Linked DNA regions of Mus musculus: region 2 is linked to region 1. A link is a loop called in an ENCODE intact Hi-C map of the cell type or tissue named here. Cell type or tissue: left cerebral cortex. All regions are shown on one strand. Each heading gives the region's core, and the rest is flanking DNA. Links, peaks and the distances in the headings are about the cores only. Region 1 holds the start of Zfp112 (zinc finger protein 112). Region 2 holds the start of Zfp114 (zinc finger protein 114).

Region 1 (2,912 bases), core at 252-2,751:
CTACAACAATTCTCTTCTTCCACCATATGAGTCCTAAGGATCAAATTCAGGACGTCAGGCTTGGTGGCAAGTGCCTTTGCAGGCTGAGCCATTTCAGTATGGCTAGTGCAAATACGATTGTAAAAAATGATTCTGTAGTGTTATCTGCAAATATGATTGTAGAAGTAACTGTAGCGTATACGATTAAGAAAATAAGTAGACTATAAAGAAATATAATTACCTAGGAACACAGGATATAATGATAATAATTTTATATTTTTTGGTACAATCAGTAAATTTTTAACCTATGTTCTAAAAAACAAATTTTATTTTTTTCCTTAAATAGAAGTGATAAAAATAATGATGACTCCACATCCAATAAAGCTCTTTTAAGAGTTATATTTATTAATTTGGATAGAACCCGTACAGCATTTAGTTTTAAATGTTTATATTTCATACTTATTCTTTATGTCCAAGCATTTCTCTATCCCGTCCAGAATTAATTAAAAAATATTAGGGTAACTTCATAAGTGGATCTGCTAATGAGTAAAGAGAGCCTCACTCCTCAGAACAGACAGATTGACAGAAGGATGCTAAGGTCTACCCCTGTGTATTAGTTACTTTTTGTTGCTGTGATCAAACACCATGAATAAGGTGTGGAAGAAAGCGTTTATTTTGGCTTTCAGTTCCATAATAGTAGGGACAGCATGGCAGGTGGCAGACTTGTCAACAGGAGCAAGAAGCTGAGAGCTCCCTTCTGAAACTCAAGCATAGCGAGCAAACACCTTGGAGGCTGACCCCGCCCCATGACGTATTTCTCCAGCAAGGCCACACCAGCCAAACCTCCAGAAACAGCACCCCGCCCTCTAAACTGTGGACCTGGCATCCAAAGGTTGGACCCTACGGGGTCATTTCTCATTCAAACGACTGCACCACTACCACGTTCTCTGATGCCTCTTTCCCCTGCAGCACTTTTTATATAAAGGATTAAGAAGACAACTTGCTCGGAGAAACCGGACTTCAGCTAACACCTCTCCCGGCCCCCGTAAGGCACAGTGGACACTGCACACAAAGCTGGGAACGATTGTCTCAACAAAAACAAAACAAGTCATTAAGGACTTTGATAATGGGGACAGGCTGGGTCCAGAGACCCTACAGCAGGAGCTCTGAGACCATCCGTGGGTCACTAAAGCGTCCAGCTTCTCTGAAATTGGAAAGCACCGATAGTAAATGTCCCATTTCCTACCGCGCGTCAGCAGTTTTGAGCCTTGCAGGAAACTCTAGATCACTCTTGGATAGGTACCAAGGCGTGGTGGAAAGCATGGAGGCAGAGATGGAGAGTCTGAACTCCACTGCTGGGAGATGGCATCGTGACCAGAGCTAGGGAGGCGGCTGGGGGTGCCCATCGCCCAGGAGACCCTCCATCCAGGTGACTGACAGCCCCGGGCCAGGCCTGAGTCAGTGTGTGCAATCGCAGCACACTCGGGCATGCTCTTCCAAAGTAAGTTCACGTTCTACCTTTCCGAGGCAGACTTCCTTACCCAGGATACAAGCCTGGTGGCTATCACCCAGGGCAACCTGAAAAGGATCGCTCACACTCGGGAGGGGTCAGTAAAGGGGAGGGCTCACCTTTCTGAAAGGAACGGAACAAGGCCTCACACACCTGGGGCGGAAGTGACTCTTCCCGCATAGGCAGCCAGGACTACACTTCCCAGAATTCCCGAAGGTTGCGGGGAGAACAGTCTCCTGCAGTCTCCTGCAGAGGATCTTGCACACTGAGGATTCCCAAACTACATTTCCCAACCGGAAGGATGGCCTCTCAGCCCCCCCCCCCCACCTGCAGCGGAAGTTATCTTATCATCCCGGGGATGGGAGGGTCATGAACTACATTTCCCAGAATTTTCAGAGTCCTTGCCTTCCCCGAGCGGAAGTGCCATGGAGTAAGGAAACCGGACTTCAGACTTTTGAAAGTCCTTGGCATACCCTAAGCCAAAAATCTTCGAACCACGATGCTTTCCCTGCTTTCTGTGGAAGATTGGGATAAACAGCGCTTTCCCCAGAGCACGTCAGGGACTGCTTGGGTCTACAGTTCACGGGATCTGCAGGGCCTGCCTTAACCCCAGCGGACCTCCCTTCCAGATCATTTGCATAGTCCTGAGTTTAGGGATTCCCCTTATTATTATTATTATTATTTTTTATATTTTTTATTAGGCATTTTCCTCATTTACATTTCCAATGCTATCCCAAAAGTCCCCCTCCCCCCACTCCCCTACTCACCCACTCCCCCTTTTTGGCCCTGGAGTTCCCCTGTACTGGGGCATATAAAGTTTGCATGTCCAATGGGCCTCTCTTTCCAGTGATGGCCGACTAGGCCATCTTTTGATACATATGCAGCTAGAGTCAAGAGCTCCGGGGTACTGGGTAGTTCATAATGTTGTTCCACCTATAGGGTTGCAGATCCCTTTAGCTCCTTGGCTACTTTCTCTAGCTCCTCCATTGGGAGCCCTGTGATCCATCCAATAGCTGATTGTGAGCATCCACTTCTGTGTTTGCTAGGCCCCGGCATAGTCTCACAAGAGACAGCTATATTAGGGTCCTTTCAGCAAAATCTTGCTAGTTTATGCAATGGTGTCAGGGTTTGGAGGCTGATTATGGGATGGGATTCCCCTTATTTAATTCTGCTGATTATCACTATTCACCTTCAGCTCTCCAACCTCCACTGTCTTTATAAAAATCTTGGAAAAGAAAAGCTTTTCAAACGTGACACTAGGACAAACTCAACGTAACTAATCCCCACCCAGTTCAAGAAGCAATTCTATAAAAAGCATGGAAGCAGGAATGCAGAAAAAGGTAAATCAAGTACAAAGGAACTGAATTAATAATTTTAAATATTTAATGTATGTGTGCGTGTGTGCACATGTGTGCTTGGGCAC
Region 2 (2,912 bases), core at 326-2,825, 63 kb before region 1:
GAAAACTTAAAAGACTTTTTTTAATGTATGTGCATGCCCTGTGTGTACATGTGTGTAGGTGCCCTGAGAGACCAGAAGAGGGCGCTGGACACCCTGGAATTGGAGTTACAGGCAGTTGTAAGTATCAGGTGTGGGTGCTGGGAACTGAGCCAGTGCCCTTAACTACTGAGCCATCTCTCCAGCCCACTTTTTTGAATTCTTTTTAGTCATCCTTTTACACTTTCCTGTGTGCACTGCACTTTGAGCACATGTTCCCACTGTCCTCTTTTTTTGTTTTTGTTTTTGTTTCGAGACAGGGTTTCTCTGTGCAGTCTTGGCTGTCCTGGAACTCACTTTGTAGACCAGGCTGGCCTCGAACTCAGAAATCCTCCTGCCTCTGCCTCCCAAGTGCTGGGATTAAAGGCGTGTGCCAACATGCCAGGCTCCCACCGTCCTCTCTTATCTCTCCTCCTTCCAGTCCTTTCTTCTCAGCAACTTCCCCTCTTCCTTCATGCAGTTCAGAGAGGCTCAGCTGTAGAGCACTTGCCCAGCATGCAGGGATCCTGTTTCCAATCCCTAGCACTGTGGGCATGGGGGAAGCAACCCGACTTACCTGTAACTTGGTCATTGTTCTCTTCTCTTTGAGACAAGGCAGGGCTCTGGGAAGCAAGCTGGGGGAGGAGGGGCTTCATGAGAACACTGCTAGGACAGTTGGGCCACATGGCTTCCTCAGCTTCTCCATCAGTCCTAAGGGCTGTGTGCGCTGGCCAGGCTTTTCTTTCTAGTTTCTACTCATAGGTAGTGCCATGCCTCACCTTGCTCACAGCTGGGGCTTAGAAAAGGCCACATTCTCTATTTCTGGGTGCTGGGCACTATTGCCTTCACAAATCTGGCTGTGTTAGTGGGCTTCCCAGAAAAACAAATCTTTAAGAAGCTCTGAACTCTGACGAATACTGCGTCATGATTGATCACTGCTCTCGGAAGGGTCTGTTAATGTGACAGCTCTTACACACAATTGTTTCCATACATAGGAATGATAGTCCTCCGCTCTGTCTCTCACACTAAAAGGTTTAAATACTAGTAAATTAAATGCTGTTCATCTGCACGAGCCCCCCACAAAGTCTCTGTTTCCATGTGCATGCAAATAATGAGATATAAAAACCCTCTCTAAGGAAAAGGGAGTTTGTCCCTGGGAAATGGCTCATCAGATAATGGTGACTACAGACGAGGGAGACCACCTGAGTTTCAGTCTCTGAACCCCGCATGGTGGAAGGAGAGACCGGACTCCCACAAGGTATTTCCTGATCTCCTTCATACACAAGCTGTGGCACGTCCCACTAAGGAAATAAGTAAGTAAATTAAAAAATGCAAAAAAAAAATCGCATAAAAACCAGTTGCAAACCACTTAAGGCTTCAGGCCACCTCTCATCACAACTCCTCCCCCATGCTCCCTTGGGATGCTAGATTCTTCCCTCGGACTCCTCCTTCCCCTCCGGAAGCAGGGGAAGTAGGACCAGGTAGCACCGCTTGGGGCTGAGCCCAGCAAGAGGGGACTCAGACACTGCCGCCGCCATCGCCATCGGTGCCCCAGTTCTCCCTGTCCGTGGACTTGTTTCTCCAAGGGACACACCGTTAGCACGAGCACACACGAAGGGCCGCAGGACGCTCCAAGTTTTCACATCTCCAGAAGCACTACCAGCCCGCCTCCGCTTGCAGAAGAGTCTGACCGCCTGGAGTGGGAACTACAATTCCCAGAATGCTTCAGTAGAAGCGCCAAACTATAGTGCCCTTCTGTAATGACATTCCCCAGCTCTCTAAAACCATCAATAAGTTCCAAGCTGTTTTAACTACAGTGGGCCCCCGGAAATCTTTTTTTTTTTTTTTTTTTTTTTTTGGTGGAGCGGGAGAGGAGGAGGAAGGGGGAGCTTGCTCTCCTGGGTTGCTTTTCGATTTATTCATTTCTGAAATGCCACTGTCAGGGCCTGTTGTTTGCCGTTGTTTGTAGACTCAAATAGTATGCAAAAGCAAAGAGTGTTTTATTCAGCAGAAGACCAGCGGGGATCCCTCATTCCAAAAAGGAGAGAACCCAAAGTGTGATTGTAAGCCCAATTTGAAGCACATTAGGGGAGTTCCAGGATAGGTGCGCTTTGTCTTACTTCACCTTTAGGTATTCTAGAACCATTACCAGGGCGTGGAGGGCCCGAAACTATTGCTGAGGAATCCTAGGATAAGTGGGCTTTGTCTTACTCTATCTCCACGGAAATTCCAGAACCATTACTGAGACATGGGGCTGGAAACTGTTGCTGACCCATCGTCCTAGATTCAGGCTATGTGGCTGGGCACCTTCTAGTTTCTGACTAGCTGCCTGACTTGTTTGTTTGTTTGTTTGTTTGTTTGTTTGTTTGTTTTTCTAACTTGCATGGGCTTTCCTGAACTTGCCCAGTTCTTAGGCCTAGTCTCTTGAATACTGATTTGAAACCTATCATGGAGCCATCACGAAAGACAAATATGGATATTTTGTTATTGTTGTTTTGATTCCCCTACCCCCACCCCTCCCCGGAGACACAACATCTCTCTGTATGTAGACTTGACTGTTCTGGAACTCCCCACCCCCTCCCGTAAACAATGGTGGCCTCTAAGGCATAGATCAGCCTGCCTCTGCCTCCCTAGTGTTGGGCTGAAAAGTGTGGGCCATCACACACTGCTATTGATACTTTTGAAAAACAATGAAGTCCCATATTATATTTCTATATAAACGTTAAAACTTCAACTGTGAAGCTATAGGAGCCTGATCTGGCAGCAGAGTTAGAGCCCCTTCATAGATTCCCTCTGTAAGGCATTGGGGAAAGGCTCAGTGGTAGAGCCCTGCCTAAAATCTTCTAGTGAGGGGTTGGGATCATAACTTGATGGTAGAACCCCCTGCCTAGAATCCC

What was found. Hi-C counts contacts between places; a loop is a spot of excess contacts. Peaks named below come from ENCODE experiments on the same cell type or tissue, not always from the same donor. Only the 100,000 strongest peaks of a DNase experiment are listed, where the experiment ranks them.
Region 2: it touches region 1 in a loop (6-fold over the local background); 2 of 42 quality-filtered maps call a loop at or near these places.

The regions. Positions count from the first base shown.
Region 1 is chr7:24,111,133-24,114,044 of GRCm38, reverse strand. It overlaps Zfp112 (zinc finger protein 112), which reads right to left and starts at 1,725. Exons shown (of 5, transcript NM_021307.2): 1 at 1,609-1,725. In left cerebral cortex, for the core only: no CTCF peak of the experiment used is centred there; DNase peaks (open chromatin) are centred at 856, 1,308 and 1,731; H3K4me3 peaks cover 1,765 bases; H3K27ac peaks cover 1,057 bases.
Region 2 is chr7:24,173,847-24,176,758 of GRCm38, reverse strand. Zfp114 (zinc finger protein 114) reads right to left here and starts at 1,737. Exons shown (of 4, transcript NM_001029933.3): 1 at 1,610-1,737; 2 at 593-650. The coding sequence starts at 607. In left cerebral cortex, for the core only: a CTCF peak has its summit at 1,499; DNase peaks (open chromatin) are centred at 1,541 and 1,666; H3K4me3 peaks cover 1,038 bases; H3K27ac peaks cover 584 bases.